2 separate regions of the Homo sapiens genome follow, and region 2 is linked to region 1. Evidence: chromatin contacts called from ENCODE Hi-C or POLR2A ChIA-PET data. All regions are on one chromosome and are shown on one strand. Each heading gives the region's core, a stretch centred on a gene start or an enhancer-like site at or near the end of the contact. The rest is flanking DNA. Distances are from core to core; before and after follow the strand shown. Region 1 has its middle 110 kb from the start of MDH1. Region 2 has its middle 110 kb from the start of UGP2.

Region 1 (6,753 bases), core at 1,094-3,593:
TGGGGTGAGAGATCTCTTTGTGATTTTGATTTGCATTTCTCTGATGACTAGCAATGTTGAGCATTTTTTTTTATATTCTTATTGGTCATTTATATGTCTTCTTTTGAAAAATGTCTATTCAGATCTTTTGCCCATTTTTAAATTGTATTATTTGTTGTTTTGCTATTGAGTTGTTTGAGCTCCTTATATATCCTGGTTATTAATCCTTTGTCAGATGAGCAGTTTGCAAATATTTTCTTCTATTCTGTGGATTGTCTCTACCTTGTTGCCTCCTTTGCTGTGCAGAAGGTTGATGTAATCTCATTTGTCTTTTGTTTTGGTTGCCTGTGATTTTGAAGTCTTACACCAAAAATTCTTTGCCAAGACCAATGTCCTGGAGTATTTCCCCAATGTTTTCTTCTAGTAGTTTCATAGTTTCAAGTCTTAAATTTAAGTCATCAATCCATTTTATTTGATTTTTGCATATAGTGAGAGATAGAGGTCTAGTTTCAATCTTCTGCGTATGGTTATCCAGTTTTTTCAGTGCCTTTTATTGAAGAGCCTGTTCTTTCCCCATTGTATGTGCTTGGTGTCTGCGTTGAAATGAGTTGGCTGTAAATACATGGATTTATGTCAGGGTTCTCTATTCTGTTCCTTTGGTTTGTGTGTCTGTTTTTATGTGAGTACCATGCTGGGTATCAAAACTTTTAAACACTGTATGCGAGAGAAAAAGAATAACAAAATTTTACCATTTAGAAAAAAATCAGTAAAGGAAAAAATGTTCAGCACGAAAGCATAATGAGTAGGGAACATAAATTACAATGACAGGCATACCACATTTGTCTTCGTTATCCATCTGTAATTGATTTTTGACTCCTCTCTCACTCACCATGTCTGTGCAGTTGACTCACTTGATTTTTCCTTGGAAAAGTCTTGTATCTGACCTTTTCCATTCCCACTACCACTTCTCTAGTTCCCTGGAGCCTGTACTAATTAAGTAGCTCTAGCACAGCATTTTTTTCTTTTTTTCTTTTTGTTTTTTTTTTTTTTTTTTTTTGAGACAGGGTCTCACTCTGTCACCCAGGCTGCAGTACAGTGGCACGATCGTGGCTCACTGCAGCCTTGACCTCCCCAGGCTCAGGTGATCCTCCCACTTCAGCCTCTCAAGTAGCTGGGACTACAGGTGTGCACCACCATGCCTGGCTAATTTTTGCATTTTTTGTATGAGGTTTGGTCAGGTTGCCCAGGCGGGTGTCAAACTCCTGGGCTCAACACATCCATCTGCCTCAGCCTCTCACCATGCTAGGATTACAAGCGTGAGCCACCAGGCCCAGCCCAAAGCATATTCTACCTTGGCCTTACCCACAGCAATGAGCAATCTTCATAAAACATAACCTCACACCCCTGCTCAAAAGCCTTCAGAAGCTCCTCATTTCTCACCATCTACCCTCTTAGCTGGTTTTTGAGACCTTGTATAATACTATCCCAGTTAACTGTGTTTTGTCAATTCTAAGACACATTTTTTTAAAAGACCTTTGAAACACCTCTGAAATCAGAGTGCATGTTACAATCGATGGCAATCATGGTGTCTTAGATTCAATATTTCTTTTCCCAGTTTGCCCTGGCTATGGGATACCTCTATGTTAGAAAACGAGACTTCTCGCTTTGTTATGCCATGACTCATTCTTTTATAGCTCCAAACTTTTTTTTAGACTTCTCCCTCTGTCTGGGTATCCCTCTTCCTCTGCCTCCCTTAACATATCTCCCTGTCAAAATCAGCTCATCTTTAATAAGGCCCAGCTCAAAGGCCAGCGCCTCAAAAACTGCTTTATACACCACCTTAGTGGGAACAACCGTCCCTCTGAATCCTCTCAGTTCCTTCTTTGTAAGTCTAGCATCTGTTATCACATAGTTCTTTTTAGTTAAATACTTGCATCCAGATTCGGTCCTGCAAATTGCTTGAGTGGACAGCTAAAATTGTGACATTATATGAAAGAACATGGGTTTCTTTCACGAGGACATTTTGAATAATTTCATTACAATCTGTGAAGTACTACCATTACAGAACTCAGTGAGAATCCTGCTTTGAACTGCCCTCTAGAGGTAGTACATTATCAGTGAGCCAGAGAGAGACCTACAACCATGGATGGGTGAAAGACAGTGGCTGCTAACCAGCTGGGAAGGGGAGCTGCTGAGAGTGTTCCTTCATCAGCAGGACTCGCTAATTGGCCCTGTTTGTGGGAGTAGCTGTTGGAAGGGTCAAGCTCTGGGAAACCGTGTTGCTTGGAGATTGCCAGCCCTCTCCAGTTTGCTCAGATGAGTCACTGTGATGTCTTGGAAGGGTGGGGCCTGACTAAGTAATAGCTTCCCTCAGGAAATCCAGACTGGGCTGGAAGTCCAGGAACTCTGGGTCATTTTCCAGGGAGATACTGAGTATAACTGCATCCTGTCAGAGGGTGTAGTCTGGGAAAAGATGGCTACATGTCCATGTCATTGTCTGCAACAGGATTCTTCTCCATCACAGCTAATTTTGAACTCTCCCAAGCATAAATCTTTACTGCAATACATTCACAAAGCTTTATTCCCCCCTCCCTCTTTTTCTGAGTAAACTTCTGTGGCCACGAGAAGATAAAAGTCATCTCAGGTGTTCTCTTGCTAGCCAGGAAATTCTGTGACTAAATTTTAAATGACTTGTGAAATTTCCTGCTTACTTCTGCTTCCTAGGGCAAATGCCATTTTCTGTAAGTGCCTCCCTGTTACCTGACTTGACTTTCCATAGGCATCCCCTCCAGCCTCAGTCTGTGCCAACAGAGGGATTAGATTCTAGAGGCTCCAGGTCCCTGCCAGCTTCAACATTCTAACATCTGCTTGGTGCTCAACATAGCTTGCCTCCCAGGCACTGAGTTTACGCATTAATGAGTTTGAAGTTCATTTTCCTCTGAGGCAAATCAGTTGGCATGATGTGATCTGGGAATGTCCTTTGAAAGCTTTCCATAGGATGTGACTTCTCTCCATGTCTTCATACCAGAAGACCTTGCATAAAGGTCACAATTGTTGAGCTGATTTCACCTCAAGAAATCATTTTGTCTTAGAATTTTTTCCTCATTAAAAAAGTCGAGCACTTTGGGAGGCCAAGGTGGCAGATCACCTGAGGTCAGGAGTTTGAGACCAGCCTGGCCAACATGGTGAAACCCCGTCTCTAATAAAAATACAAAAATTAGCCAGGCATGGTGCTGCACATCCATAATCCCAGCTACTCAGGAGGCTGAGGCACGAGAATCACTTGAACCCAGGAAGTGGAGGTTGCAGTGAGCCGAGATCACGCCACTGCACTCCAGCCTGGGCAACAGGCGACAGAGCGAGACTCTATCTTAAAAAAAAAAAGTCATAGGCTGGGCATGGTGACTCATACCTGTAGTCCCAGCACTTTGGGAGGCCAAGGTAGGAGGATCACTTTTGAACTCAGGAGTTCAAGACCAGCCTGGGCAACATGGCAAAACCCCATCTCTACAAGAAATACAAAAATTAGCCTGGCATGGTGGTACACCCCTGTAGTCCCAGCTACTCCAGAGGCTGAGGTGGGAGAATCACCTCAGCCCAGGAAGTCTAGGGTGCAGTGAGCCAAGATCACGCCACTGCACTCCAGCCTGGGTGACAGAGTGAGACTCTGTTTCAAAAGAAGAAATCATAAAGATTTATTATAGAAAATATAGACATTATAGAAAATTATTAAAAAGGAAATAAGAATCACTTAAATGCAACTTCTCAGAGGTAATACTATTAACACCATGGCAGGCAACACAACAAATTTTCTTTGTGTGTATGATCATACGATTTTTTAGTGCTTGATACGGAATTGGAATCACACTTTTCAAACTGTTTTTTAGCCTGCTTTTTCCTATAATTATAAATGATTAACATTTCATTTGTCATTATGCAACAGTTCATAGAGTGGACTCTGGATCTATCTGAATTTGAATCTTGGCTCATCACTTACCGTGTGACCCTTGGGCGTGTCCTTTAACTGAAATAATTTCTGCAAATTCCTCATCTGTAAAATGGGGATAATAATGGCTCCTACTTCACAAAATGTTGTAAATATTTAAGTGAGTCAACATTTGCCAAGTACTTAGAACAATGCTGGCAGGTAGTGTGGGCTTTATGGGGCCCACACTACTACAACTACTATAACTACTACTACTACTACAGCTACTATAACTACTACTACATTTTCTTCTACAACATCATTTTAAGACTGAATAGGATTACATTGTTTGGTTGTGGCGTAATTTATTTAGTCAAAGTCCCATTCTTGAATAGAGTGTTCTGCTTTTTTGGTATTATAAATAATACTGCAACAAATACCCTCTTCTGTAACAGGACAGACTATGTACCAGGTAGGGGAGGAATGCAGTGATGGGGATGGAAGAACTATGTTTTACCTTCTTTGTTTTGAGCTTGGTGGAGAGGCAAATATTTTGATATCTCACTTTTGCCTGGAAGGCTGCTACTGAGAAACCATTCAGACTTTCTGGCATCAGCCAGTTAAATATTTGGTGGTCCTTGCCAAACTGAATCACCTGGATTCCTAACCTAAGATTCTGGTCAGAAAAGGATTCTTAACCACCCAGGTCATATACTCTGACTCTTTACCCAATTACCCAATTGCTACCATGGGTGTCTCAGCCACGTGGGCTCTGCTCCAAGGAAGCATTGGTGTGTACTCAGTGAACTGTAGTGGGTCCCTGGAGCCTCATTTTCCAGGCTGGTGGAGGTGAAGGTCCTGCTCTGCCTTCTCTTGGAGCTCTATTCCTGTGGTCTTCCCCCTCAATACTACTGGAGAGAAGGGGAAGGGACCCCTTCTGGTTTCTGTCCTTAGTTATGGTAATGATAATGATGCATTCTTGTAGAACGGGCGTAGTTATCTGTCTACAAACTGAGGGAATGACAGAAAAATTTCATGGCTTCATGGAACAACTTTATACAACAAAGCTGTGCCATTGCAGACCAACACTGCCAAGAAGAAACTTGCTGGGGTATTAGCAACGGATCGGATCACTTCCATGAAGATGTGCATGCGGGAGTGTGTCAAATGCCTAGTTCTTACAGTCTCTCAGGTGTCATCAACCAAACCACCTGCTTGGTTCTCAGCCCCTCCTAGCCAAAATTTATAACCTGACCACATTCTGGAAGACCCACAACTTCTAGATTTCTGCCTTTATTATCTCTTAGGTCCACCGGAAGGTTCTACCCACCTGCTACCCACTGTGGGGTTCTAGATAAATACCACTTCCTAGAGAATTCCCTTAATACATGGAGATGGAAGAGCTGTCCCCCAACCTCAACCATCTCCAAATCAAATGGTCAGTTAACCTGGTGCCAGGGGGTCTTTGTTTCTATCAAGTGAGTGGATATTCTTTTAGAATACAAGGATGAGGCCACTGACACTAGATAAAAATAGTTGTGAAATAAGCAAAACTAGTTTATACTTTTAGAAGTCAGGATAATGATTACCCTTAGTGGAAAGGTCAAGCTCTGGGAAACCATGTTGCTGGAAGAGGGTACAAGGGAGGCTTCTAGGGGGTGGATAACATTTTGGGTTTTGACCTGGGTGCTGGTTACATGGGTGTGTTCAATTTGTGAAAGTTCAATGAACTATACACTCATGATAAGTATACTTTTATCTATTAAAAAAATTTAAGTAGGAGATATTGATAAACCAAAAGAGCCCAAGGAGATCCACCTCTCTTAAGACTAGTGGTTCTTTCCTAGTAGGGCTACCAGATTTAGCAAATAAAAATACAAGACAGACAGTTAAATTTGAATTTCAGGTAAACAATGAATAATTTTTAGTTTAACTGTGTCCCATGCAATATATGGGACATATTTATGCTAAAAAAAGTATTCATTGCTTACCTGAAATTCAAATTTAACTGGTTGTCCTGCATGGCAGGATTTGATCTAGCAACTCTAATCTTAAATCTTCTAAATAAGTCTCTTCATCAATATAACAAAGTAAAAAAAGGATATCTATTGAATTATATATATGAAGCATATGTAGTCTTGGAAGGAAATACTAAAATCTGTAAATAAAGCATAGGAGACAAAGAAATGAGAAAATAAATGTTTTAATTTTTTGTTTTATCTATTCCTCATTCATTTCATATTTCTCTTCTGTTGTTCCTTGGTTTCTCATTCCCACATTCATATCAATGAAAATAAGGGAAATAAGACAAGTAAGAGAAATAAGATAATGCCAAATACTTCACACTTTCATTTAGTAAGTTTGAATTCACAACTCTGTTGGTCAATGTTTCTGAAAATATTGTTCCTGTATTTGTCTGTGTTTTTGTTTCTTATTTTTGACTGAACTATTTCCTCCCTATTTCACTCTCTTTTAGAACTTGGCCTGCAAACTTTGACCAGACAGAAGTTGAACCCTTCTCAGTCTAATCAGTGTTTTTCCTGCCTTTTCTTATCTTTAGGTTTCATAGGCTAAATGTGAAAAATCTATTTGTTGTTGATCTCAAAAAGGCCACATTTTCCTCTCCAACAATGTTAACTTATACATACCTGCTACATTTCAATTGTTTTTTAAACAAATATGAACCAAAGTCAGAATTCCATTTCATTTCCTTTTTTATGCTTCCTACTCTTAAAGATGAAGAAATTCTGGTACAAATTATTTGGTACAACTATGCTTTATCAGTACATGGAATTGAGTCCCCAAGATTTTGTGCTTTGATACATTTTCAGTATATATTGATGAATGGT
Region 2 (6,753 bases), core at 1,127-3,626, 39 kb before region 1:
TTAAATTTACAAGAGAAAAACAAAAACCCATTAAATAGTGGACAAAGGACATGAATAGACACTTCTCTAAAGAAGGTATACATGTGGCCAACAAGCATATGAAAAAAAAGCTCAATATCACTGATCATTAGAGAAGTGCAAATCAAAACCAGAGTGGGATACCATTTCACACCAGTCAGAATGGCTATTATTAATAAAAGTAAAAAAATAACAGATACTGGCAAGGTTGTCAAGAAAAGGGAACACATACACTGTTGGTAGAAGTGTAAATTAGTTCAACCATTCCTCTTTGAGGAATCACCACACTGCTTTCCACAAAAGTTTGATTGCTGCTATCCACAAAAGCAGTGTGGTGATTCCTCAAAGAGCTAAAAGCAGAACTACCATTCAACCCAGCAATCCCATTACTGGGTACATACCCAGAGAAATACAAACCATTCTACCATGAAGATATATGCATCCGAATGTTCATTGTAGCACTATTCACAGTAGCAAAGACATGGAATCAACCTAATTGGATAAAGAATTAGGATTGGATAAAGAAAATGTGGTACATATACACCATGGAATACCATGCAGCCATAAAAAAGGATGAGATCATGTGTTTTGTGGAAACATGGATGGAGCTGGAGGCTGTTATCCTCAGCAAACTAACGCAGGAACAGAAAACTAAATACCACATGTTCTTACTTATAAGTGGGAGGTAAATGATAAGAACTTATCAATGCAAAGAAGGAAACAACAGACACTGGGGTCTACTTGAGGTGGGAGGAAGGAAAGGAGCAGAAAATATAGCTATTGGGTACTGGACTTAATACTGGGGTGATAAAATAATATGTACAACAACCCCTGTGAAATGTATTTACCTATATAACAAACCTTCACAAGTACCCCCAAACCTAAAATAAAAGTTAAAAAACAATGTTAATAAACATAATGTTGATCAAAAAAAGCCAGACACATAGAGTACATATTGTATAAGTTCATTTGTACAAATTACAAAAATAGGCAAAGCTAATCTATGCTGTTAGAAGTCAGCATAGTAGTAACCTTGGGAGTTAATATTTGAAAGGGTTGTCGGGGGGATTTTGGGGAGCTGGTAATGATCTCTTTCTTGCTCTAGGTGGTAGTTACATGAGTGTGTTCAGTTGTGAAAATTCAATGATCTGTACATTTATGATGTATATACTATTCTGTTTATCTGGTAATACTTCAATAAAAAGTTTAAAAAACATAAACATTTATCCTTTATGACAGATTTAAATTATCCTCACATATTACTATGCCTATAGCTATGAATATAATCAGTATTTGGTTTTCAGGCAATGTTTGGTCTTTGACCAAGGTATAGATTAAAATTTCAAATACAGATATGCTTGAAAAATCACCATTTAATTCTAAAAGTGACATGATCAAACAGACAAAAATGAAATTGCTTTCTCATTTGTCATAAGCATTCTGGCCTTTCTCATTTTCCACTTCTGGATTGGGCTGATATCAAGCAGATCTATGTGCACAGGAGAAGGAGTGGGGGTGGTCCCCTGAACAAGCAAATGTCAATAGTAGCCCTGATAAAAAAAATAAGAACCTGAGTATTTGCTGAACATTCTGTTGTGAGGCCATAGATAAACCACGTATTACAAGTGAAATAAAGTGGATAATATTATACAATCATCTCCATGAGTCATGCTGTAAAAGGGATTTCACCTGAAATATTGAGACTCACAGAATTTTCAGACTCACAGGCCAAGCAGTTAGTAATAGAAATGAATAAAACGGGTCAGATGAAATGCAATGGGGACTGGTGAGGGGTGTGGGAAAACTACAGAGCACCTAAGCACTGGTTGTCAGAATATGTCTCCAGACCAGCTACATTAGGAACTAGGTAGACATTCAAGTTATCTGGCCCCCAACCCAGAGCCATGGAATTAGAAATGCTGGGGGTGGGGCCCAGCAATCTAAGTTTTAACAAGCCCTGGAGTTGTAACAAGCTTGATTCTGATGCACATTCAAGTATGAGAACCACTGATCTAGATGTATACTAACTCAAACAAAATTTTTTAAAATCATGTGTGCTTAAAAAAAAATCATCTGGCCAGATTCAGCCTACAGGCTGCCAATTTGTAACTCCCAATGAGATTCAAATGAAAAACAAAAACTTGAATTATTTGTATAATTATGTCAGTTCTGTATTTCCTTTTTTAAGATGAAGAAAGATAGTATGTGGTAAAGGTTGAGCCTAAGTTTTATCTTCCCCAGTATTCAGGCATATCTGGACATGCCTGGTATCTAGTGGGATGGGCCTTCTGGAATTCTACTTATAAGACAACTCAAGTAGCCTCCAGGAAAGAACTCATCCCAGTGGAAGGAAGAACCAAAGTACAGAGGTTGTATTAAGACAGCAGATGAGGTTGAACATGTCTGAGTACACATGATGTCTGCCACTCAGGTTGCTTCTAGCCCAGCAAGGAGGACTAATTCATTCTTTCAACAAATAGCTATTGAACATCTACCTCATCTGTCTCTGAGTTCTGTGACCCCAAAGTGTCTGTAATATAAGACCTAGTAGAAACTAAAGGAGTTGGTGTTTGCTAATCTTCTTAGGACATGGAGAGTGCAGCTTGTTTGTGTCATGAATATTGGTGCCAGCAGCAGCAGCCTTGGCTCCAGGACTATCAATATCTTTGATGCCCTTGAAGTTGAGCTTTGAGCCTTGGAGGCCTGCTTGCACACATCAGCAACTGCAACAGTGGTGGTAGTGCTTTTGGTGGGCAGTGGGACATGGCTTGAAGGATTGCCAGCAGCTGCTTATATCAGGCATGGAGAATTGTGAACCACATGGCAGCCAAGAGAACTGTTTTGGGAGTACACATGAGACATCCCTGTACATTTTTGGAGGATGAGAGCCCTCCAGGAGAGGTAGAGAAATGGTAGTTTATAGCTTGTTTTTGTGCTGTCGTTTGAGTCTATAAGGTAATATATGGTTTTTTTTTTCTTTGTCTTTGGCAGCATTTAAAGAAATTACATGCTGCATCTTGTAATAAGATTGACATAATATGCCTGCAGTGAACATGGTGGACTCAAAATCAAATCTCAAACATTTGGTTTTGTTTTTTAAAAATAAAAAGCAGCAAAATTATTATAGGTTTTGGGATATGAGGTTTAAAAAATCACAGCATTCATTCCTAATTTTTTTTTCTCTTTCAAAACATCCCTACAAAATCAAACAACATTGCTGATGAGCTGTTCTTTGGCACCAGCAAGCAGCTTATTCCAGAGGAAAAATAACTTTGGAGATAGCCACTCCTTTCCTGCCAGAATTTTGAGAGACTGATGCCCTTTTCCTTCATTTCTGCAATGCCTATAGGCTGCAGATTTTCAGTTACTTCCTGAAATCCTAAATTGAATTCTATTAAAAACATATTTGGTGTTCTCAATAAAAAAAAGTTTGGTATTATATTTTGGAGACCACAAGTTCTCTGTAAGACCTAAGGAATTCCCCTAAGTAATCAGAGTTTTCCACAGAGTTAAGTGGTTGCTACATTGCATTTAAGCCAGTGTTTTATGATACCTGATAAGTAAGGCATGTGGTACATCAGTATTTCATCCAGACAGCAATACCTTGCAGGTTTCCAATTTTCTGATGGAGTCATATTTTTTGTTTGCTATTTATTTGAAACCAATTTTTTAAGCCCATGTGAACTAAAAGAGTCACTTTATTTTGATACTTCAGTTCTAGCCAACATAGAATATCCACAGCAGAATATGCATTAATGAGATGAGGGTCAGAGATCAGGAGATTTGCATTCTAACCAGCAATGTTTTCCTGGAGAAGTCATTTCCTCTATGGTGTTCAGTTTCACTGTCAGTAAAATTGGAGGTGGGGAAACTGGCCTAGACTTCAGTGTCTAGAATTCTGCAATCCTTAACCTCTGGATTATGAGAACTCTCCCTGGAGAATCTTAATGATGGATTAAGTATTTCAAAAAGAAAAATTTAACTGGAAAGGACTCTCGAAAACCATTGGTATTATAAGTTTCTTTTTTAACAGAGAGCTAGGGTTATTTTCTGTGTATCTTTGGGTACAGGTGCCTGATATTGTCACCAGTCAGTCAAAGCTTGTTTCTATATTAACTTAATAGAATTTAGCTTTCTGGAACACAATTAACAACAAGAATATGAAACATTTATTCGATTCTGATTTCATAATATTTCTTTCTTCCATGCCTCTAGTCTGACGGTGTCTCTCTCTTTTGGACCATGGTAATAGACTCCTAACTGGTTTTCCCACTTTGGGCCCCTTCCTCCGACCCTTTTTACATGATTTTATACTTGGATTACAAGTTAATCTTTCCCACATACAGCTCTTCCCTATTACTTCCCTGCTCAAAAACCTTAATAGCTCTCTGTTGGCTACAATATAAAATATGAACTCTTTCTCATGGCATCCAAGACCTTGCACTGTCTGACTCAACCCTGTTTCCCATCCTGTGGCGCATTGCTCCTTGTCCCACAGTCTTCTGAGCTTCCTGTTCTTCCTTCACATGCCCAGAAATGCTCTGATTTTGTCCCTTTGTCCCACCGGTTCTTGCTCCCTCTTTCTACCTGTTCAGATTCTACCTCTCCTTACAGTTTAAGGCCACGGTTCTGATATCACCTTCTCTGCCTGCCCAGCTTTTCTTGGTCTCTCTTAACTGCAAGGGACCTATAATTTTTCTGAACTCCTGTAACAATTTATCTGCATCTCTATCATAGGAGCTATCACTTCCACTCTATATTATAGATATTTGTATTCATATCTTACTTTCCTCACTAGATACTCATTTTCATGAGGTCAGAAGCAATATTGTTCTGTATTTGTAGCCCTCAAGATACCTGGCACATAGTAAGTAATTCTTCTATAAATGTTTGCTTAATGAATAAATGATATCAGAGTTACCATGGAAATCTGAACTTACCCAAACTCCTTCAACTAAATTAGAACCACTCACAGGGCATATTTTTTAAGTGGGAAATTTCTTCATCTGTCTATCATCTATCTATCTGTCTGTCTGTCTGTCTGTCTGTCTGTCTGTCTGTCTATCTATCTATCTCCATCTATCTATCCTTCTGCAACTTAAAATTTCTCAGCCTATGTTTGGTTTCAGTGAGGAAAACTAAGAAAAAAAATAAAAAGGTGCAATAACTTAAACTGCAGGTTTAGCAAGTAATTTTTATCCAGCTCCTTTCTTTCATGCATTTTGCCATGGTCAGCTTTCAACAATGGTTTAGGTTCACATTTGTTTGCATACTGTGATGTTCAAATGTTTGTTAAAGCTGATGCAACTCTGAGAAAGATCAACACTAACTCTGTAGATGGAACATACAAGTTTTAATCCAGTGAAGTGAAGATTTACTCGAGGTATTGTTTCATGTGGGGCACTGAGAAAAGTCATGGCCTTTTAATTAATTAATTTATTTTTTTGGCAAAGAGCAGCCATTCGATGGAAAATGTGTACCTAAATAGGGAAAGTTAGATGTAGATAACTGGTCACAAGATCTCATTATATAGACATTATATGCATATATATGTATATATAATAAAGTGGTTATATATGTAAATACATACATAAAGCCACTTTATTCATTTCTAGGCCTTTTGTGATGTTTGCCAATTTTTATACAAATTCTTTATCTTAAAATTAATCTTAAGAACCTTATATCACATACTTGGAATTTGTCTAGTTGAATGTAAGAATAATTTCCAAATATCTGCACACTAGAAAAAAATTAAAGGAAATTTAAAAAAACTGAAAATGTTCATCAACTGGTGAATGGATAACAAAATGTAGTTTATCTAACAATGGAATATTGTTTTGCCATAAAATGGACTGAGTACTCATACCTACTACAACATGGATGGACATTAAAAACACTAAGTGAAAGAAACCAAACACAAAAGGTTACATATGGTGTGATTCTATTCATGTGATATTTCTAGAATAAGCACATTCATAGAGACAAAGTAGATTCTTGGTTGCCAGACGCTGGGAAGAGGGGGAAATGAGGGGCTACTTATGGGTTTAGAGGTTTTTTTTATGGTGATGAAAATGTTTAGAATGAGATAGTGGTGATGGTTGCACAATTTTGTGAATATACTAAGAGCCACTGAATTGTACACTTTCAAGGGGTGAATATTATGGTAGGTGAATTATATCCCAATTTAAAAAAAATACAAATTGAAGATTCTGCACAAGAAGAAGATTTTCCAGAGGTTTTCTTCCAGCCAGCACTGACAAGTACAGAGAAGACAGTCGTTGGCAATCCCAGTCTTCAACACACTTGCCCTTGCTAGTCACTGTGTTTTATGGTAACCGAGCAGGACCAGCTAAATGCTTCTGCCCTCTTTGCCTGGACTGTGTGAAAGCCCATCACTGCTATGCTCCAGTGAGATAAAATCATTTATTTGGCGGCCGGGCGCGGTGGCTCACGCCTGTAATCCCAGCACTTTGGGAGGCCGAGGCGGGTGGATCATGAGGTCAGGAGATCGAGACCATCCTGGCTAACAAGGTGAAACCCCGTCTCTACTAAAAAAAATACAAAAAATTAGCCGGGCGCGGTGGCGGGCACCTGTAGTCCCAGCTACTCGGGAGGCTGAGGCAGGAGAATGGCGTGAACCCGGGAAGCGGAGCTTGCAGTGAGCCGAGATTGCGCCACTGCAGTCCGCAGTCCGGCCTGGGCGACAGAGCGAGACTCCGTCTTAAAAAAAAAAAA

What was found. A loop is a pair of places that touch in the nucleus more often than their neighbours do. ChIA-PET counts read pairs that join two places held with the same protein, here RNA polymerase II (POLR2A). Pooled maps may share reads with other maps.
Region 2: a map of mammary epithelial cell shows a loop between it and region 1 (5-fold over the local background). The contact joins two enhancer-like sites. A Hi-C loop is called at or near these places in 5 of 168 maps with a recorded cell type or tissue (Caco-2, PC-3, ascending aorta and 2 more) and 6 of 50 pooled maps. POLR2A ChIA-PET finds 5 or more read pairs at or near these places in 10 of 52 experiments (A549, AG04450, HepG2 and 7 more).

What each region holds. Positions count from the first base shown.
Region 1 is chr2:63,694,566-63,701,318 of GRCh38, reverse strand. It overlaps a transcript of WDPCP not described here. Among named protein-coding and RNA genes, the nearest start is that of MDH1, 110 kb to the right of the region's middle. Within about 2 kb of position 2,343, at least 14 of the 41 ENCODE cell types and tissues checked have a DNase peak (open chromatin) inside an H3K27ac peak, as active enhancers do; they include mammary epithelial cell, where a contact is called at or near this core.
Region 2 is chr2:63,733,199-63,739,951 of GRCh38, reverse strand. It overlaps a transcript of WDPCP not described here. Among named protein-coding and RNA genes, the nearest start is that of UGP2, 110 kb to the left of the region's middle. Within about 2 kb of position 2,376, at least 4 of the 41 ENCODE cell types and tissues checked have a DNase peak (open chromatin) inside an H3K27ac peak, as active enhancers do; they include mammary epithelial cell, where a contact is called at or near this core.